Regions from separate parts of the Homo sapiens genome. Here region 1 is linked to region 2. A link is a contact called in ENCODE Hi-C or POLR2A ChIA-PET data. All regions are on one chromosome and are shown on one strand. The core of a region is the stretch at or near the end of the contact, and the rest is flanking DNA. Distances in the headings are between cores, read along the strand shown.

What was found. A loop is a pair of places that touch in the nucleus more often than their neighbours do. ChIA-PET counts read pairs that join two places held with the same protein, here RNA polymerase II (POLR2A). Pooled maps may share reads with other maps.
Region 1: a loop to region 2 is called in a pooled map, with 4 times the contacts of the local background. The contact joins two enhancer-like sites. A Hi-C loop is called at or near these places in 1 of 168 maps with a recorded cell type or tissue (PC-3) and 5 of 50 pooled maps. POLR2A ChIA-PET finds 5 or more read pairs at or near these places in 4 of 52 experiments (A673, HEK293, WTC11 and 1 more).

The regions. Positions count from the first base shown.
Region 1 is chr5:157,591,863-157,594,581 of GRCh38, forward strand. No RefSeq gene overlaps it. Among named protein-coding and RNA genes, the nearest start is that of ADAM19, 17 kb to the left of the region's middle. RefSeq lists a silencer at 2,541-2,640. Within about 2 kb of position 1,294, at least 5 of the 41 ENCODE cell types and tissues checked have a DNase peak (open chromatin) inside an H3K27ac peak, as active enhancers do.
Region 2 is chr5:157,389,391-157,392,108 of GRCh38, forward strand. CYFIP2 (cytoplasmic FMR1 interacting protein 2) reads left to right here. Exons shown (of 31, transcript NM_001037333.3): 29 at 1-37; 30 at 1,131-1,278. The region is part of intron 1 of NIPAL4-DT (NIPAL4 divergent transcript); the gene reads right to left. Among named protein-coding and RNA genes, the nearest start is that of FNDC9, 45 kb to the left of the region's middle. RefSeq lists an enhancer at 657-1,856. Within about 2 kb of position 1,306, at least 13 of the 41 ENCODE cell types and tissues checked have a DNase peak (open chromatin) inside an H3K27ac peak, as active enhancers do.

The DNA of each region.
Region 1 (2,719 bases), core at 44-2,543, 200 kb after region 2:
TGTTCATTTTAACATATTCCTCGTGTGTGACTAGGTGTCCCTGTTTTTTGTTTGTTTGTTTGTTTACTTGGCATATATCCTGCCTGGTGTTCTCTGAGCTTTTTGGATCTGTGGTTTGGTGTCTGGCATTAATCTAGGGAAATTCACTATTGCTTCTGCTCCTTTCTCTTTTTCTTCTCCTTCTGGTATTTTCATTGTGTGTATCTGTACCTTTTGTACTTGTCTCACAATTACTGGGTATTCTGTTTTATTTTTTCAGTCTTTTCTTCTCTTTGTTATTCAGTTTTGCAAATTTCTATTCTCACATCCTCAGGCTCAGAGGTTTTTTTCTTAGCCATGTTCAGTCTACTCATGAGCCCATCATAGATTCTTCATTTCTGTAACAGTGATTTTAATCTCTAACATTTCTTTTTAATTCTTAGAATTCCCTCCTCTCTGTTTACATTATCTATCTGTTCTTGCATGTTGTCTCTTTTTCCATTAAAGCCCTCAGCATATTAATCATATTTAAAATGTTTTTCAGTTGGTTGGGCATGGTGGCTCATGCCTGTAATCCCAGCACTTTGGGAGGCCAAGGCAGATGGATCATCTAAGGTCAGGAGTTAAGACCAGCCTGGCCAACATGGTAAAGCCCTGTCTCTGCTAAAAATAACAAAAATTAGCGGAGTCTTTAGCAGTTTGTCAATTACAGTTCCAGTTTTCTTCCCCCAGCACCTCCCAGGAGGTTCCTGCTGGTGGGTTTCTGCTCTGATGTTATGATACTCTGTATCTATCTGTTTCTCCAATTTTGTGGGCAGCAGCTTGCCATATAACCTCACTTCTCCACTGGACATGAGAAGAGCTGATTTTTCAGTTCATCAAGCTTTTTACTTGTTGTTACGACCGAGTGGTGACTTCTAAGCTCCTTTCATGCAGGACTAGAAACCGGAAGTCAAATATTTTTAATAGATAATGATGCAAAATGTATCATAGGAGCCAGCTTCCTGCAGCTGTTTCCCCTCCTCAGCTAGCAGCCACCCTTCCCTAGGTGCTTTTTCCCCTTTCTAGATAAAGCCCTGGTGGGATTTAGAGGTTACACCAACCTTTTGCAGACATTTCACTCCATTATCTTCTTTGATCCATTCAAAAAGCCATGTGAACTGGGTGTTAGGATCCCATTTCACAGAAGAGAAAATTGGCATTTTAGGGGTAAACAACTTCCCCAAGGTCACACAGCCAGGACACAATTCCAAGAGGGAAAAGGAGGAAAAAAAGATAGAACCCTAGCATGGGAGTTTTCTCCCACGGAGATGACGTGGGGATACAGATTTCAGAGCAACAACCTTTTGCATTTATAGCCACACCCAAAGGACATCTGGGTCCATGAATTTTTCATTCAGCTCTATGCAAAGCGCTATGACTTGCCCTGGAAACAGAGGTTCCTGGGTAAGAGCCCCTGCCTTCTAGAGCCTCACTAGCCCAAGTGTGGTCCACAGACCAGCAGCATCAGCAGAACCTGGAGCCTATTAGAAATGCAGACTGTCAGTTCCCACCCAGACCTCTTGAATCAGAAGCTGCATTTTAATAAGATCCAAAAAAAAAAAAAAAAAAAAAACCCAAGGTGATTTGGCTGCTACTTAAAGTCTGAAAAGCATTGCTAGGAGACAGTCCAAACTTGATTTTACATATGGTAAGAGAAAACAAGTGTTTTCCTGGAACGGAAGCTAAGGATTGGAAAAGCCCAGAAAAAGAGAGATTGGATATAAACAAGGATCGTAGGAGGCTTCATGAAGGAGGGGTTTTGAAGTTGAGCCTTGAAGCAGAAAAGTGCATATGAACAAAAGTACAGAGATGGGAAGTGTTTAGTGTTTGGGGAAAGGCAAATGGCCTCATGTGACAAGAGGGAGAGAGCGGGAGGTGAAATTAAGAATAATAGGAGCAAATGGTCAAGGATGTTTTCTGTATGGATAATAAGGCAGCTGGAATCCTCTTTGTGAGAGGTCATGAGCTGGTGACCTGTGGGCCAACACAGTGTTGTAAAAATAATTTGGATTGTAGTTGTGTCCAAAATATTTTCAAAATGTTAAAAATTTAATTATCATAAAAATACATAGTGAGCATTTTCCAGGTTTTAATTAACTAATCAGAGAACCAGCAAGATCACCAAGGTGGTTCAAAAAAGGACAGGAAAAACTAGACAAAAGGAACTCTAAAATAAGATTGAGATCCAAACTGGTTAATAACCTACAGGGCAATAAAACTACATTCTTTGGGGTTATCTTCTCTACCAGACGATAATCGTTTACAGCTTTACTGGACAAAAAAAAAAAAAAATCATTGACAATTTATTCGTTTTCTGTAATTTAACATCCAACTTTACAGAGTTATAAAATGTCAGACCCCTAATTAATCACAAACAGTAAACAGCAGGTGAAACAATCTTGTGTTTCCCTGGAGTTAGACAATGCCCTGAACAGAAAAGACAGTGAGTGGTTAAGGGCAGTGATTCTCAAACCTAAGCTTAAAGCAAAATTCCCTGAAGGGCTCATTACAACACAGAATGCTGATCTCCAACCTCAGAGTTTCTGATTTAGTACATCTGGGGCAGACTGATGATTTGTTCTCAGTTGATGCAGATGCTATTTACCAGGGAAAACCCTTTGAGAACCACTGATCTTAGATGCCACTGAATGAAAGAAACTGCAGTCATTCTTTTGCCTCATTTCCAAATTTTGGATAT
Region 2 (2,718 bases), core at 56-2,555:
ACTGCATCCCTGTGGGAACCAACGAGTTCACAGCTGAGTGAGTACCCCCCAGAGAAGGCAGGGTTACCCCCAACCTGCCTGTGCTCCTGCAAGTCATGGGGCTGCCAGAGTTCAGCCAGAAACGTGGGCAGGGGGTGGGGGTGGTTGGCCAACAACTACTTTGTTGAGTGTGTTGAGCTGACTGCATTGGCAAGAAAGAGCCCAGTAAGGGTTTGATAGTAAGACCCTCACTGCCTGCCTCACCCCCACTACACTGTACTACTGGAAAATGAGGAGCCTTTAGGAGTCCTTAGAGCAGACAGCAGAGCTAGTTCTTCCTGCCCTCACCCAGCTACATGTCTAGGACAGAGTGGAAAGGCAGACAAGGCCTCCCCTCCAGCAGCCAAGAGCTCTAGGAAAAAGGCGTGGTGGGGAGAGGAGGCTTCCTGGAGAAAGTGGTGTTGATGAAGCTGTTTCAGAGCAGCGCTAGCCTGTAGGCTTCCAGTACAGTGATGGGGAACTGGGGACACCTGCCCGGGTTGGGGCTGCTGCTTGAGGACAAAAGAGACAGCCAAAGGATGACTCTACTGCCATCCAAATTGCCTAGGTCTCTTGAGAGTTGGGGGCCAGGCCTCTTGAGAGTTGGAGCTTTGTCAGAACCAAAAGGACTCAGCCTCAACCCCAGCAGCATCTGCCCACCATGGCCTGTCCCTTCCCTTTCAGCCTGCTTCTGGCCAGTTGGCCTCCTGGTTTGAAATGGCCCCTCACCTGCTAGGTGTTCTTTTAGCTCCTTTAGAGAGTCAAGACAGATTCTCCTTTGACCTGCACGGAGTAATCAGCCACATACATCTCAACAGCTGGGTGGGTTTTTCCTTGCAAATTCAGAGCGTCTTTAGAGCTGATTTTTTTTTTTTTTACATTAGTGATGCAAATGTAATTTGTGGCCGGAAGGACTTATGACATAACTACCATCCCTGCAACTAATGAACCCACCCTCACAGCTTCCTTTGTACCCATTTTATAGGTTAAGAGACTTGGCCCAAAGACAGGCCTGCTTAGTAGCTGTACTCCTGGCCCAAGATGAGGCTCCCTCCCTCCCTGCCCTCCTCCCCCGACCTCTCACTCCAGCTGCTTCCTCCCCCTGCTCCCAGGCAGTGTTTCGGCGATGGCTTGAACTGGGCTGGTTGCTCCATCATTGTCCTGCTGGGCCAGCAGCGTCGCTTTGACCTGTTCGACTTCTGTTACCACCTGCTAAAAGTGCAGAGGCAGGACGGGAAGGATGAAATCATTAAGAATGTGGTGAGCAGGCTGGTGGCTAAGGCCTGGGAGGTGGGGCTGGGCTGACAACCAGGCTTTTACCAGAAAAGCAAACAAGGAGGAGCTGCTTGTGAAGGCCAGCTCCCCACACGGCAAGTACAAAGATACTATAGGCTGGGGACCTGCTTAGAGGAAGTCGTGAGGTCGTGAGTCACCCACTCATCACCTACTGCCATGAATCAGTTCACCCCGAAGGGCAGGGCTGGGCTCCAGACCGGGAGCACATCTTCCCTGTCCCAATCAGACTCTGCTGATGCCAGTTTCTCACCTGTACAAATATTCACCAAATACCAGAGTTGTACGGGGCACCTGGATGGGATAGGTACTGGCGTGGGGTGAGCCAGGCTGCTATGGGAAGGGAGAGAAGGACCCTTAAACCAGGCTGAGGGCAGAGAAAGCTTCCCAGGAGAGGGAGGCTGTGTCTGGGCTGACTCCAGAATGGCCCGCAGCAAAGAACCAAGCAGCAAAGGTGGTATGGGGCGGGTAGGATGCTCCAGACAGCAACAGTGACAGCAGAGGCACTGAGGCAGGAAGGCGGATCGAAGGGTGGGTCTCAGGGACCCAGTGAGAGGAGAGAGAGGTAAGAGCCACCTCACAAAGGGCTTTTTTAAAAAATACACATAAAATAGTTTCAATGGTAATTTTCAGTATATGATTCAGTGGCATGAAGTACACAAGTATTGTACAATCATTCCCAACATCCACCTCCAGAGATTTTTCATCTTCCCCAACTGAAACTCCGGGCCCATTAAAAAATAATTCCATTTTCTCCCCAGCCCCTGGTAACCATCATTCTACTTTCTCTATGCATTTGACTACTCTAGGTACCTCATATAAATAGAATCACACAGTATTTGTCTTTTCGTGACTGGCTTATTTTAGTTAGGATGTCTTCAAGGTTCATCCATGTTGTAGTGTCCAAACTTCCATCCTTTTTATGGCTGTATAATATTGCATTGTGTATATAGACCACGTTGTGTTTGTCCACTCAGGTTGCTGTCACCTTTTGGGTATTTTTGAAAATGGTTAATTTTGGCTACCATGAAACATGGGTGTACAAATAACTCTACAAATTTCTGCTTTCCATTCTTTTGAGTATATACCTGGACGTGGAATTGCTGGATCGTATGGTAATTCTATGTTTAACTTTTTAGAAACTGCCATTCTGTTTTCCATAGTGGCTGCACAATTTTACATTCCCACCAGCAGTACACAAGAGTTCCAATTTCTCCACATCCTCATCAGCACTTATTCTTTAATAATAGTCATCCTGAGGGGTGAAAAAGTTATCTTGTTGTGATTTTGATTTGAATTTCCCTAATGACTGTCACTGCTGAGTGCTATATTCATGTGTTATTGGCCATTTGTATATCTTCTTTAGAAAAATGTCTATTCAAGTCCTTTGTCCATTTTTTTAATTGA